2 separate regions of the Homo sapiens genome follow, and region 2 is linked to region 1. A link is a contact called in ENCODE Hi-C or POLR2A ChIA-PET data. All regions are on one chromosome and are shown on one strand. The core of a region is the stretch at or near the end of the contact, and the rest is flanking DNA. Distances in the headings are between cores, read along the strand shown.

Region 1 (5,748 bases), core at 3,249-5,748:
CAGCCCTGGAAGGAACACGATGGCTGGACTATGTCAGGTACTCCCTCGCTTCTTCTAGCCATCATTTATAATTCAACCTTCCTCAACCTTCTGTTAACTTGGGGTCCTAAATGGCCTTTCTTTAGTTCTTCTCCTCGGTTTCCCAAGAAGACTGCCATTTTCTGCTCTTTAGAAGGAGGAGGGGTAGGATTTGGAGTCGGCCTTATTCCATCCCATGACCCATCAAAATCACTCCATTCCCCTAGGCTTATCATTCTTCCTCCCTCTTCCTCACCTGCTCCTCCAGGGCTTGTCTTCGAAAGGCCAGTGACATTTCAGTATTAGTGACATCCAGGGTTCGTTCTGTAATACTTCAAGGTGAGTTCCTTGGTTAAGCCCATTCCATTCCTTGCCTCTTTTCTTTACCCACCTGACCAGATTGCATTCAGGGAGGGAGACCCATAAGGCTTCTTCCTCTCCTGTTCCTGGGAACTACCTGCGAGCTCTACTCTCATCCTTCAGTGCTACCTCTGCCTCCCCATCACAACTTGTGGTCCCTGACACTAGGATGGTCTTAGCCCCTTTGTTCCTTTCCTTCCATCAGCGGATGGAGACTGGGGTTGGGGTGGGAAGGGCAGTGTGGAAGCTGGTTTGAGAATTGTGATTCTGCCCCTTACATGTGAAACTGGGTATTTCTATCCGGGTGGAGTCCAGGAAGTGAATCATTCAAGGTCTTTGTTTTCTCTTCACTTCTATGTGCTTTCTCAATCCTCCTACCCCAAACCTTTCCCCTCTGTGCCTCTCACTTCTCCTTGCCGTATTTCTCTTCTCATTCTCTTCTGCCCTAGTTTCTTGGACCCCTCTTCTTTGTCCCTTCTTCCTCTTTATCACCCAGAGCGCGGTGATCGTGATCTCAATGGCCTCCTCTCTTCACTCGTCCAGCTGCTTTCAGCCCCCGAAGCCCGAACACTGTTTGGCTTCCAATCACTAGTACAGCGAGAGTGGGTGGCAGCTGGACATCCCTTCCTGACTCGGCTTGGGGGAACTGGGGCCAGTGAAGAGGTGAGAATGATTCGGGATGGCATCGGGGGCATATTACTAAGGAAGTAAGAGAATGAGAAATTATTTTGTATAATCCATTGGAGGTGAATCCGGTCAGAAGGGCCCCGAGGTTAGGCTGGGACGAAGATCCTGATGAGTGAGGCCTTACAAGCCCCTGCTACCCTCAATTCAGATTTTCATTCCCTGACTTCCATAAGTTCCCCCTATTCCCTGTGTTCCCCATTCCCTTATCATCTCGTCATCCTCCCTCTTTGGGTCCCAATAATCCCTTCCAACCTCTTAATTTCTTTTCAGGCTCCGGTGTTTCTCCTCTTCCTTGATTGTGTCTGGCAGCTCCTCCAGCAGTTTCCAGCTGATTTTGAATTCTCTGAGTTTTTCCTTCTTGCTCTTCATGACAGTGTCAGGGTTCCTGACACCCTTACCTTCCTGAGAAATACCCCCTGGGAGCGCGGAAAGCAGAGCGGACAGGTCAGTGACTTCTATTTTTGACTCGTGTTTTTTTTTCCATTGAGATGTACTCTCTGAAGTTTGGTCTTGATTTGTTTTATGAGAAGTGAGGTCTGTGAGTGGGGAGGGGGAGATTTATTCTCATTTTCAGGACGAGACTTTTGCCCTACATCTTTCCTAGAATAAGAGGTGAGAATCTCATGATTTGTCTCTAGATGTGGGAGGATTGTGTGTAACCATCCTTTTTCTTGCTTCCTCTGTCCAGTTAAACTCCTATACACAAGTCTACACCCCAGGATACTCCCAGCCTCCAGCTGGGAACTCTTTTAACCTGCAGCTGTCTGTCTGGGACTGGGATTTACGTTATAGCAATGCACAGATACTACAATTCCAGAATCCTGGCTATGACCCAGAACACTGTCCAGATTCCTGGCTCCCTAGACCACAGGTGAAGTGTCTAAACTTCCTAAATTCCCTTGACGTTCCCACAGGCTCATGCTACTAGACAGTGAGAAGTGAAAGACAAAATGTCTTGAGTTCCTTAGGGAAAGCTACTCCACTACTCTTCTGCAGCTGTCACTTATAGTCCCTGGGTGTCCCTAGGAAGACAGAAGACCTAGAATAGCACAGAGGGCACCCTTTTTGTCCTTCCTCAAGTCTGTTTACTCATCTTCCTGTCTCGTGCACACATAAGGTGCCCTAAAATCAACCTTAATCAGTCCCGAGGCCTAGTTGAAGCCTAATGAGGAGGGTAGAAGAGTTCTCATGGGGAGGCTTGTAGTTCTAGTCACCAGTGCAGTGAGTGGGTGGCAGCAGGACACCCTGTCCTGATCCAGATTGGGGAAACTAGGGTTATCTGGTCTCTCTGTTGCCAGTTGATTTTCTTTTCCTTTTAGCCAAGCTTCATGGTTCCTGGACCCCCCAGTTCTGTGTGGCTCTTCTCTAGAGGAGCATTGACCCCCCTGAATCAGCTCTGTCCTTGGCGGGACAGTCCTTCCCTGCTGGCAGTCTCTTCTCGTTGGCTCCCTCGACCTGCTATCTCCTCTGAAAGCCTGGCTGACCAGGAATGGGGTCTCCCCTCACATTGGGGAGCTTGCCCTTTACCTCCAGGGCTGCTGCTGCCTGGGTATCTGGGACCCCAGATCAGGCTCTGGAGACGCTGCTACCTGAGGGGAAGGCCTGAGGTCCAGGTAAGAAGGGAAAATAGACTGGGAGTGGGACAAGGGACTTGACTCTGCTGAACCAGATGAACAGGAGCTGGAAAGGCAAGGAGCTGAAGCCTCTGGGAGTCTGGGAAGTGAAGTTCTACTCCTCTTGGCATCAAACAAGGTTTGGGAGTGTAGGAGGTGCGGGAAAGTGCTTGTGGCTTAGATTAAGTGGAATTTAGGGCATAGCTGAAAGGGGAAACAGAATTAAAGACACCAGAAGTAGCAGAGAAGCAGGGGGCCAGAGCTACAACAGTATTCTTCTCTGTTCCTCTTTGCCTCCTCCCCAGATGGGCCTCTCAGCTCCCACAATCTCTGGCCTCCAGGATGAGCTATCCCATCTTCAGGAGTTATTACGGAAATGGACACCAAGAATATCTCCTGAGGATCACTCCAAGAAAAGAGATCCACATACCATTCTCAATCCCACTGAAATTGCTGGCATTCTCAAAGGCAGGGCAGAGGGGGATCTGGGGTAGAGGAGGGTTCTGTCTAATCTTTTTTTTTTTTTTTTGTATCTGCACTTGCAGCCTCAGCTTTCACACTTCAGCCCTTAAGTTCACTAAGAAGGTCTGAGTTTCTGCTGCAGATAGTGGTGTTAACTGCTCCAACTCTTGTCTTGCTTAGTTTCTACAAATATTTTTGCTTCTTGTCATTTGAAGGATTAAGAAACAAAAACAATCCAGAAATTGATCGGTTTTTTTAGGCCAATCCCATCCCTTCTGGATAACCAGATGTTAAATCATGAGATCAGAGATGCTGTTCATCAGTCCCAACAAGATGGCCTAGAAATCGCATTCTCACCTCGCCTTGCTGCTGCTTTAATTCCAAGTTCTATTTCTTCCCTTATAGTTTTCTATGGGAATGAGGCGGATACAGGAAACACCCTATCTCCTCTGTATTTTTGTAGTGGAATTTCTATTTAAGGGGCTCATTAAAGCATAGTATTTATACACATTGCTGGCATTGTTTCTTGTGTTTGAATAAAGGATTCTCCTAGGTAGGAAAGTGGTGGGTAAAAGGGGTGTATGACCCAAGAGAGGAAGGCATCCACCATATTATTGCTAAGGAAATAGGGGAACTGGGTTTGGTGAGGCTCTGCAAAATTCAAGTGCAATTTGGGGAAAGGGTTCTCTTGTGTGTGTCTCCCATTTAGAGGCAGATGGGGCCAGAGTGTTCTAGAGATCCAGACTCTAGAGCTCCGATCCCATCCACCCCTCAGCTGTGGTCACACACCAACGCGGAGCAGCCCTCACCCTCCCCATGCAATTAGGACGAGGTGAGCGCAGACGTCACTCTAAGCTCAGACATTTCGCAGTCTCCTCCCCTGAGGGAAAACCAAATACCTCCAGCCCAAATCAGGGTTGTGAGGCCAAATCTGCAAGAAGGCTGCAGGCGAGAGGGAAGGCTCCCTCTGCGCCTGAAAGCCCCCAAGTCCTCGGGTTGGGGGGAACTCTTCAGCACATCCTTCTCTGGACAACAGAAGAAGAATCACTGTCCACAAAATATATTAAAACTGAAATTTTTGTTCTTTTAGCTTTCGAATTTACACTTTTGAGAGCAGTGTGATTCTTTCAAGTCTAGCAGTGCATTAAGAGGGCCTGAGCGTTTCCGTTCCGCCCTCCTCGCTAAGACAACTAGCAGCGGCACCTCAGGACGCGAGCCGAGGACTCTACCGCCCGACCCAGGTTAAGTTTCGGAGGCTCCTAAGATGGCTGCAGCCGCTTCCAGGCACCTCCTCTTCCGCGGCCCCGCCCACCGCTACGTCCGTCTTCGCCCCGGAAGTGGAAGTCGTGCTGAGGTCAGAAGGCGGAACCGCTGCTGGGAGACGGCGGGATCTCTTTCGCCATGGCTGCCGGGCCGATCTCCGAGCGGAATCAGGGTAACTGGAGGGGGAAAGTCTGGAATGGGCTCAGCGTGGCTAGGAGGCCCCGACTACAGCCAGCAGTGTCTCTGCAGGGGTGGGAGACTGGACTCCTCCCTTCCCCAGAGGGCGCGAGACCGGCCCTCTGCCTGTTGGGGGCGGGGTGGCCGGGTGCTGGCTGAGGCCTCTGGGTGTGATACTTAAGTCCGGTCCCCTGCTGACTTCTCACTCAAAAAATCAAAAAAACCCACTCACAATACTAAATTAGACTTCAGAGGATTCCCGAAGTCCTGGGAAGAGAGAAGTTTAAGGGTTTAAACTTTTTTTTTTGCTCCTGTCCCCTACCGCGGTCCCCAGTTCCCCTGGTTGGGTTCCATCTTCATGTTTCCATCACTTCCTTCCTTCCCGTTACACTCTCACGCTTGCTCTTTTTGCTCCCTCCCTTCAAGATGCCACTGTGTACGTGGGGGGCCTGGATGAGAAGGTTAGTGAACCGCTGCTGTGGGAACTGTTTCTCCAGGCTGGACCAGTAGTCAACACCCACATGCCAAAGGATAGAGTCACTGGCCAGCACCAAGGTGAGTACATGACAAGGGGCGAATTGCTCCCGGAGGGTCCCAGCAGTATTCACAACTGTTTTGGAATAACATGAGCAACCTAAAGATTTTTTTCTTTTAAGCCTCTCTTCAGTTTATTTCTGGAACCATTCTTAAGTAAAGTGATGTTGTTTCTTTCTTGTTCTTTGTGATTAGAGGGTAGATGAATTTTACCCCATTTTCAGTCTCTTTACTTACGTTGTTAACCTCCTCTTCTCCACTTTTCCAGGCTATGGCTTTGTGGAATTCTTGAGTGAGGAAGATGCTGACTATGCCATTAAGATCATGAACATGATCAAACTCTATGGGAAGCCAATACGGGTGAACAAAGCATCAGCTCACAACAAAAACCTGGATGTAGGGGCCAACATTTTCATTGGGAACCTGGACCCTGAGATTGATGAGAAGTTGCTTTATGATACTTTCAGCGCCTTTGGGGTCATCTTACAAACCCCCAAAATTATGCGGGACCCTGACACAGGCAACTCCAAAGGTTATGCCTTTATTAATTTTGCTTCATTTGATGCTTCGGATGCAGCAATTGAAGCCATGAATGGGCAGTACCTCTGTAACCGTCCTATCACCGTATCTTATG
Region 2 (5,439 bases), core at 490-2,989, 1.0 Mb before region 1:
TGGGTGACAGAGCGAGACTCCGTCTCAAAACATAAAATAAAATGCTTGGTTCAATGTCATGAACAATTATTCTCTAAAAACATCTCCCAATGGAGAGATTTCCTTCTATTTTCCATGGAGTTCTCACCTGGATGCATCATCAAAGAGTTGGTCAACGTGAGCCACCTCAGATTCTTTCTGTATTACCCATGTCTCTAACTCTGCTAGCTGCTTCTTGCGTTGCTGTACACAATCCATCTTCTCCAGTTCCTCATCGATGAAATGCCGAAGTTCCTCCATAGAGATACCCAGTTCCTCAACCACTGCCTGTTGCAGCTCTGCAATCTCTTCAGACTCCACTGTAGCTGTTGCTGCATCCAAACCAATGCACCCAGGAAGGGAAGACATGCTTTTGTCCTCTGCATGGAACAGAAAACAAATTAAATTGGAGTCCTTATAACTACAATCAATCAATAGAGAATTTCAGTTCCCTAATAAAACTAATTCCTACTCTGCTGCCTGTTATTCTATTCAAATATTCCATGTTCTCCCTCCCTATTCTCCAGAATCTGATGCTGAGATTTTTAAGAGTTCTTATCTTCTGCTGTACGCTAACACTCCTGAAAAAGATTTAAGAGTTTGAGACGGCATGGAGAACATTCATTAAGCAGTAGAGAGCTACTGAAAATAATGTTTTGGGCTGGCACAGTGGCTTACACCTGTAATCTCAGCACTTTTAGAGGCCGAGGCAGGAGGGTCGCTTGAGGGCAGGAGTTCAAGACCAGCCTGGGCAACATGGCAAGACTCGTCTTTACAAAAAAATACAAAAATTAGCCACGTGTGGTGGTGCACGCCTTTAGTTCCAGCTACTCAGGAGGCTGAAGTGGGAGGATCGCTTGAGCCCAGGAGTAGCTGCTGTAGTGAGCTATGTTCGCGCCATGCATTCCAGCTTGGGTGACAAAGTGAGACCCTGTCTCAAAACAAACCGAACTTTAAAAATAATCTTTTGGGATACTGAAGAGAACCAATCTATAAGATATTTTTGTGGTCTATATGTGTTCCTTAACTAATGTGATAAATCTTTGTATGCTATGCCTAATTTAAACAAAACCCCACCTGGGGATGGAGTTGATTTGGAACTCACTAACTCAGTGTTTTCTCTTTCATTACTTGTTCCCCTTATATTACTTTGCTTCCATGTGGAATTTTACTTTTTAAAAAGTCTATGATATTCAAACACACGAAAGCTTGCAGCAAAAAGGTTTCCCCCAAAGTACAGAGAAGTAAAGCAACCTGGGAATAAAACGTGGGTACCTAATATCCACAATCCAAATACTTCACACATTCGTGTGAACTGCTTTTTTAATCAAACGGTTAAAGAAAATCTGATTTTCAGCGCCTCCATTTTCCTCTGCCCACACACCAGCCCACCCCCGTGCTACCCATTCTAGGGGTGCGTCCTACCCATTCGCAAACCCAGTTCAGCCCCGCCCCCGTTCGCCTCTGGGGAAGACTTCCTTCCCACCCTCGCCCGACCCCCTCCCACAAACAAAACGTCCCAGATAAGCCTTTGGTCACCAAATAACTCAACAGTATTCCCCGCACCTCCCGTCTTCCAGCTTCAAGGGCTCTTTTTCACCAACCAGACCCCAGACTCACAACTCAGGGGTCGGCCTCGACGGAAAAGAGCGAAAGCGAAGGGATAAGGGAGGAGGGGGAGGGGAGGAAGCGTGAAAGAGGGAAGGGGAAGCAAAAGAAACGCCCGGAAGCAAACCTTTAGTGCCGTTCCGGTCACCGCGACGGTAGCCTGACGGGGTCAAATCCAAAGCCGCGGGGCGCCCCTCAGAGGCGACGAAAACTAAGGTAACTACGCATGCGTTAAGGCAGAGCCTTCCAGGGGCACACGTGAGAAGAGACTGGCAGGGCAGAGTAGGCGTGGCCAGTATATTACCGAGTCTCCGCCGCTCCTACCACCCTCGACTAGTGGCCCCATTACTATATTCATTGTGTAAAGACTTAGGGAAACGCTCATAGGTTCAGAGCTTTATTCTCTCAGTTTTACTTGAGTTTGTTTTGTTACATAAGTGATACAAATTGTAAAGGCTATCAAGATGTAATAAGAAAAACGTGATAATATTCTCTCTTGCCCCATCACCACTCCGCTCCTTTCAGGTAATACAGCTTCATTTTCCAGTCTTGTATGTACGAGTTTCTGTATTTGGATTTTTGTTGTTTTCATTTAACATGTGGACATTACCTGAAGCCAATAAAAAAGGTAAAACTTGTATTTTTGGCCGGGCGCGGTAGCTCACGCCTGTAATCCCAGCACTTTGGGAGTCAGAGGCGGGCGGATCACGAGGTCAGGAGATGGAGATCATCCTGGCTAACACGGTGAAACCCCGTCTGTACTAAAAATGTTAGCCGGGCGTGGTGGCGGGCGCCTGTAGTCCCAGCTACTCGGGAGGCTGAGGCAGGAGAATGGCGTGAACCCGGGAGGCGGTGCTTGCGGTGAGCGGAGATCGCGCCACTGCACTCCAGCCTGGGCGACAGAGCGAGACTCCGTCTCAAAAAAACCAAAAAAAACAAAAAAACAAAAAACCAATAACTTGTATTTTTGACACCTGAATAGTTTAGATTGTTTAGATTGTTTTCCGTTCTCAGCCCCGACAAATAGCGCAACAATAAAAATAAACATCCTTTTGAAGTAGTACTTTTATTTCTGTAGAAAAGATTCCCCAGGCCGGGCGCTTTGTGTCCGAGGCGGGAGGATTGCTAGAGCCCAGGAGTTCCAGACCAGCCTGGGCAACACGGCGAAACGCCATCTCGACTAAAAATACAAGGTAAAAAAAAAAAAAAAAAAGCCAGGCGTGGTAGTTCGCGTCTGTGGTCCCAGCAACTCCGCAGCTGAGGCGGGGGGAGGATCGCTTGAGCCCCGGTGGCAGAGGCTTCAGTGAGAGGAGATCGCGCCACTGCACTCCAGCCTAAGTGACCGAGCGAGACTCCGTCTCAAAAACAAAACAAAACAAAAAACAAAAAGAAAAGATTTCCCAAAATGGAATTTGAGTAAAATAATATGTGCTTTTTTCCTTTTTTTTTTTTTTTTTTTTTTTTTTGAGAAGGCGTTTCGTTCTATCGCCCAGGCTGGAGTGCAATGGCGCGATCTTGGCTCACTGCAACCTCCACCTCCCGGGTTCAAGCGATTCTCCTGGCTCGTCCTTCCGAGTAGCTGGGACTACAGGCGCGTGCCACCACGCCCGCCTAATTTTTTGTATTTTTAGTAGAGACGGGGTTTCACCGTGTTAGCCAGGCTGGCCTCGTCACACCTCGGCCTCCCAAAGTGCTGGGATTACATACAGGTGTGAGCCACTGCGCCGAGCCTTCCTTTTTTTGTTTGTTTGTTTGTTTTTGAGACTGAGTTTCGCTCTTGTCACCCAAGCTGGAGTGCAATGGTGCGATCTCGGCTCACTGCAACCTCCACCTCCCGGGTTCAAGCAGTTCTCCTGCCTCAGCCTCCCGAGTAGCTGGGATTACAAGCCCCTGCCACCACACCCGGCTAGTTTTTGTATTTTTGGTGGAGACGAGGTTTCGCCATGTTGGCCAGGCTGGTCTCAAACTCCTGACCTCAAGTGATCCACCCGCCTCGCCTCCCAAAGTGCTAGGATTACTTACAGGCGTGAGCCACTGCTCCCGGCCCTTTCTTTCTTTTTCTTTTCTTTTCTTTTTTTTTTTCTGAGACAGAGTCTCGCTCTGTCGCCCAGGCTGGACTGCAGTGGCACGATTTCGGCTCACTGCAACCTCCACCTCCTGGGTTCAAGCGATTCTCCTGCCTCAGCCTCCTGAGTAGTTGGGACTACAGGTGCGTGCCGCCACGCCTGGCTAATTTTTTGTATTTTTAGTAGAGACGGGGTTTCACTGTGTTAGCCAGGATGGTCTCAATTTCCTGACCTTGTGATCTGCTCACCTTGGCCTCCCAAAGTGTTGGGATTACAGGCATGAGCCACCTCGCCAGGCCTTTTTTTTCCTTTTTTTTTTTGAGACGGAGTCTCGCTCTGTAGCCCAGGCTGGACTGCAGTGGCGCGATATCGACTCACGCAAGCTCCGCCTCCCGGGTTCCGCCTCCTGGGCCTCCCAAAGTGCTGGGATTGGGATTACAGGCGTGAGCCACCGCAACCGGCCTTTTTTTTTTTTTTTTTTTTTTTTTTTTTTTTTTTTGAGACGGAGTTTCATTCTCGTTGCCCAGGCTGGAGTGCAATGGCTGGATCTCGGCTCACCACAGCCTACCTACGCCTCTGGGTTCTCCTGCAACAGCCTCCCGAGTAGCTGGGACTATAGGTGCCCACCACCACGCCCAGCTAATTTTTATATTTTTAGTAGAGACGGGGTTTCATCATGTTAGCGAGGCTGGTCTCGAACTCCTGACCTCAGGTGATCCACCCACCACCTCAGGTGATCCACCCACCACCTCAAGTGATCAACCTGCCCTGGACTCCCAAAGTGCTGGTTTTATAGCGGTGAGCCACTGCACCCGGCCATTCTCCTGCCTCAGCCTCCCGAGTAGCTGGGACTACAGGCGCCCGCCACCACGCCCGGCTAATTTTTTGTATTTTTAGTAGAGATGGGGTTTCACCGTGTTAGCCAAGATGGTCTCGATCTCCTGACCTCGTGATCTGCCCCCCTCGGCCTCCCAAAGTGCTGGGATTACAGGCGTGAGCCACCGCGCCTGGCCTTTTTTTTTTTTTTTGAGACAGAGTTTCATTCTTGTTGCCCAAGCTGGAGTGCAATGGCAGGATCTCGGCTCACCACAACCTACGCCTCTGGGGTTCAAGCGATTCTCCTGCCTCAGCCTCCCCAGAGGCTGGGATTACAGGCATGCACCACCACGCCCGGCTAATTTTGTATTTTTAGTAGAGATGGGGTTTCTCCATGTTGGACAGGCTGGTCTCAAACACTCGACCTCAGGTGATCCGCCCGCTTCGGCCTCCCAAAGTGCTGGGATTATAGGTGTGAGCCACTGCACCCGGCCCCTTTTTTTCCATTTTAATAGAATCTGCGGTCAAATTACCTTTCTAAAAGGTTGTAACAATTATTACTCTCACTAGCAAATCTGAAAGTGTTTCCCCACACCCCTATTAGTACTGGGTGTTAACTACTTAATTTTTAAGAACTTGATATGTATTAAAATAGTATCAGTATCAGGATAGACTAGGTTATGTTGTGGAAACAACTCCAAAATCTGAGTGGCTTAAAAGAAAAAAAAAAGGCGTGTTTCTTGCTCACACTACATAATCATCTCTGGAAGGTATGGTGGGGCTCTGCTAATGATAGCTACTGGGGAAACCCACACTGATGAGTAGTAATACCAGAGGGAAAGAATGCTAGAGGGACTCATATTAACAAAATGACTCAAGACACTGATTTTTACAACTCATTGACCTGAATGAATCACAAAGTCCTACACAA

Evidence for each region. Hi-C counts contacts between places; a loop is a spot of excess contacts on that map. ChIA-PET counts read pairs that join two places held with the same protein, here RNA polymerase II (POLR2A). Pooled maps may share reads with other maps.
Region 2: a pooled map shows a loop between it and region 1 (6-fold over the local background). The contact joins the promoter of SETDB1 here to the promoter of SF3B4 in region 1. A Hi-C loop is called at or near these places in 3 of 50 pooled maps. POLR2A ChIA-PET finds 5 or more read pairs at or near these places in 2 of 52 experiments (WTC11 and activated T-cell).

The regions. Positions count from the first base shown.
Region 1 is chr1:149,926,553-149,932,300 of GRCh38, reverse strand. SF3B4 (splicing factor 3b subunit 4) reads left to right here and starts at 4,498. Exons shown (of 6, transcript NM_005850.5): 1 at 4,498-4,575; 2 at 5,007-5,135; 3 at 5,383-5,748. The coding sequence starts at 4,542. MTMR11 (myotubularin related protein 11) reads left to right here. Exons shown (of 17, transcript NM_001145862.2): 11 at 1-37; 12 at 287-357; 13 at 875-1,041; 14 at 1,336-1,509; 15 at 1,754-1,936; 16 at 2,385-2,678; 17 at 2,984-3,650. The coding sequence ends at 3,172. RefSeq lists enhancers at 3,118-3,187, 4,322-4,701.
Region 2 is chr1:150,922,663-150,928,101 of GRCh38, reverse strand. SETDB1 (SET domain bifurcated histone lysine methyltransferase 1) reads right to left here and starts at 1,739. Exons shown (of 22, transcript NM_001366418.1): 1 at 1,585-1,739; 2 at 128-398. The coding sequence starts at 387. It overlaps LOC107985204 (a long non-coding RNA gene), which reads left to right and starts at 1,761. Exons shown (of 3, transcript XR_001738231.2): 1 at 1,761-1,842.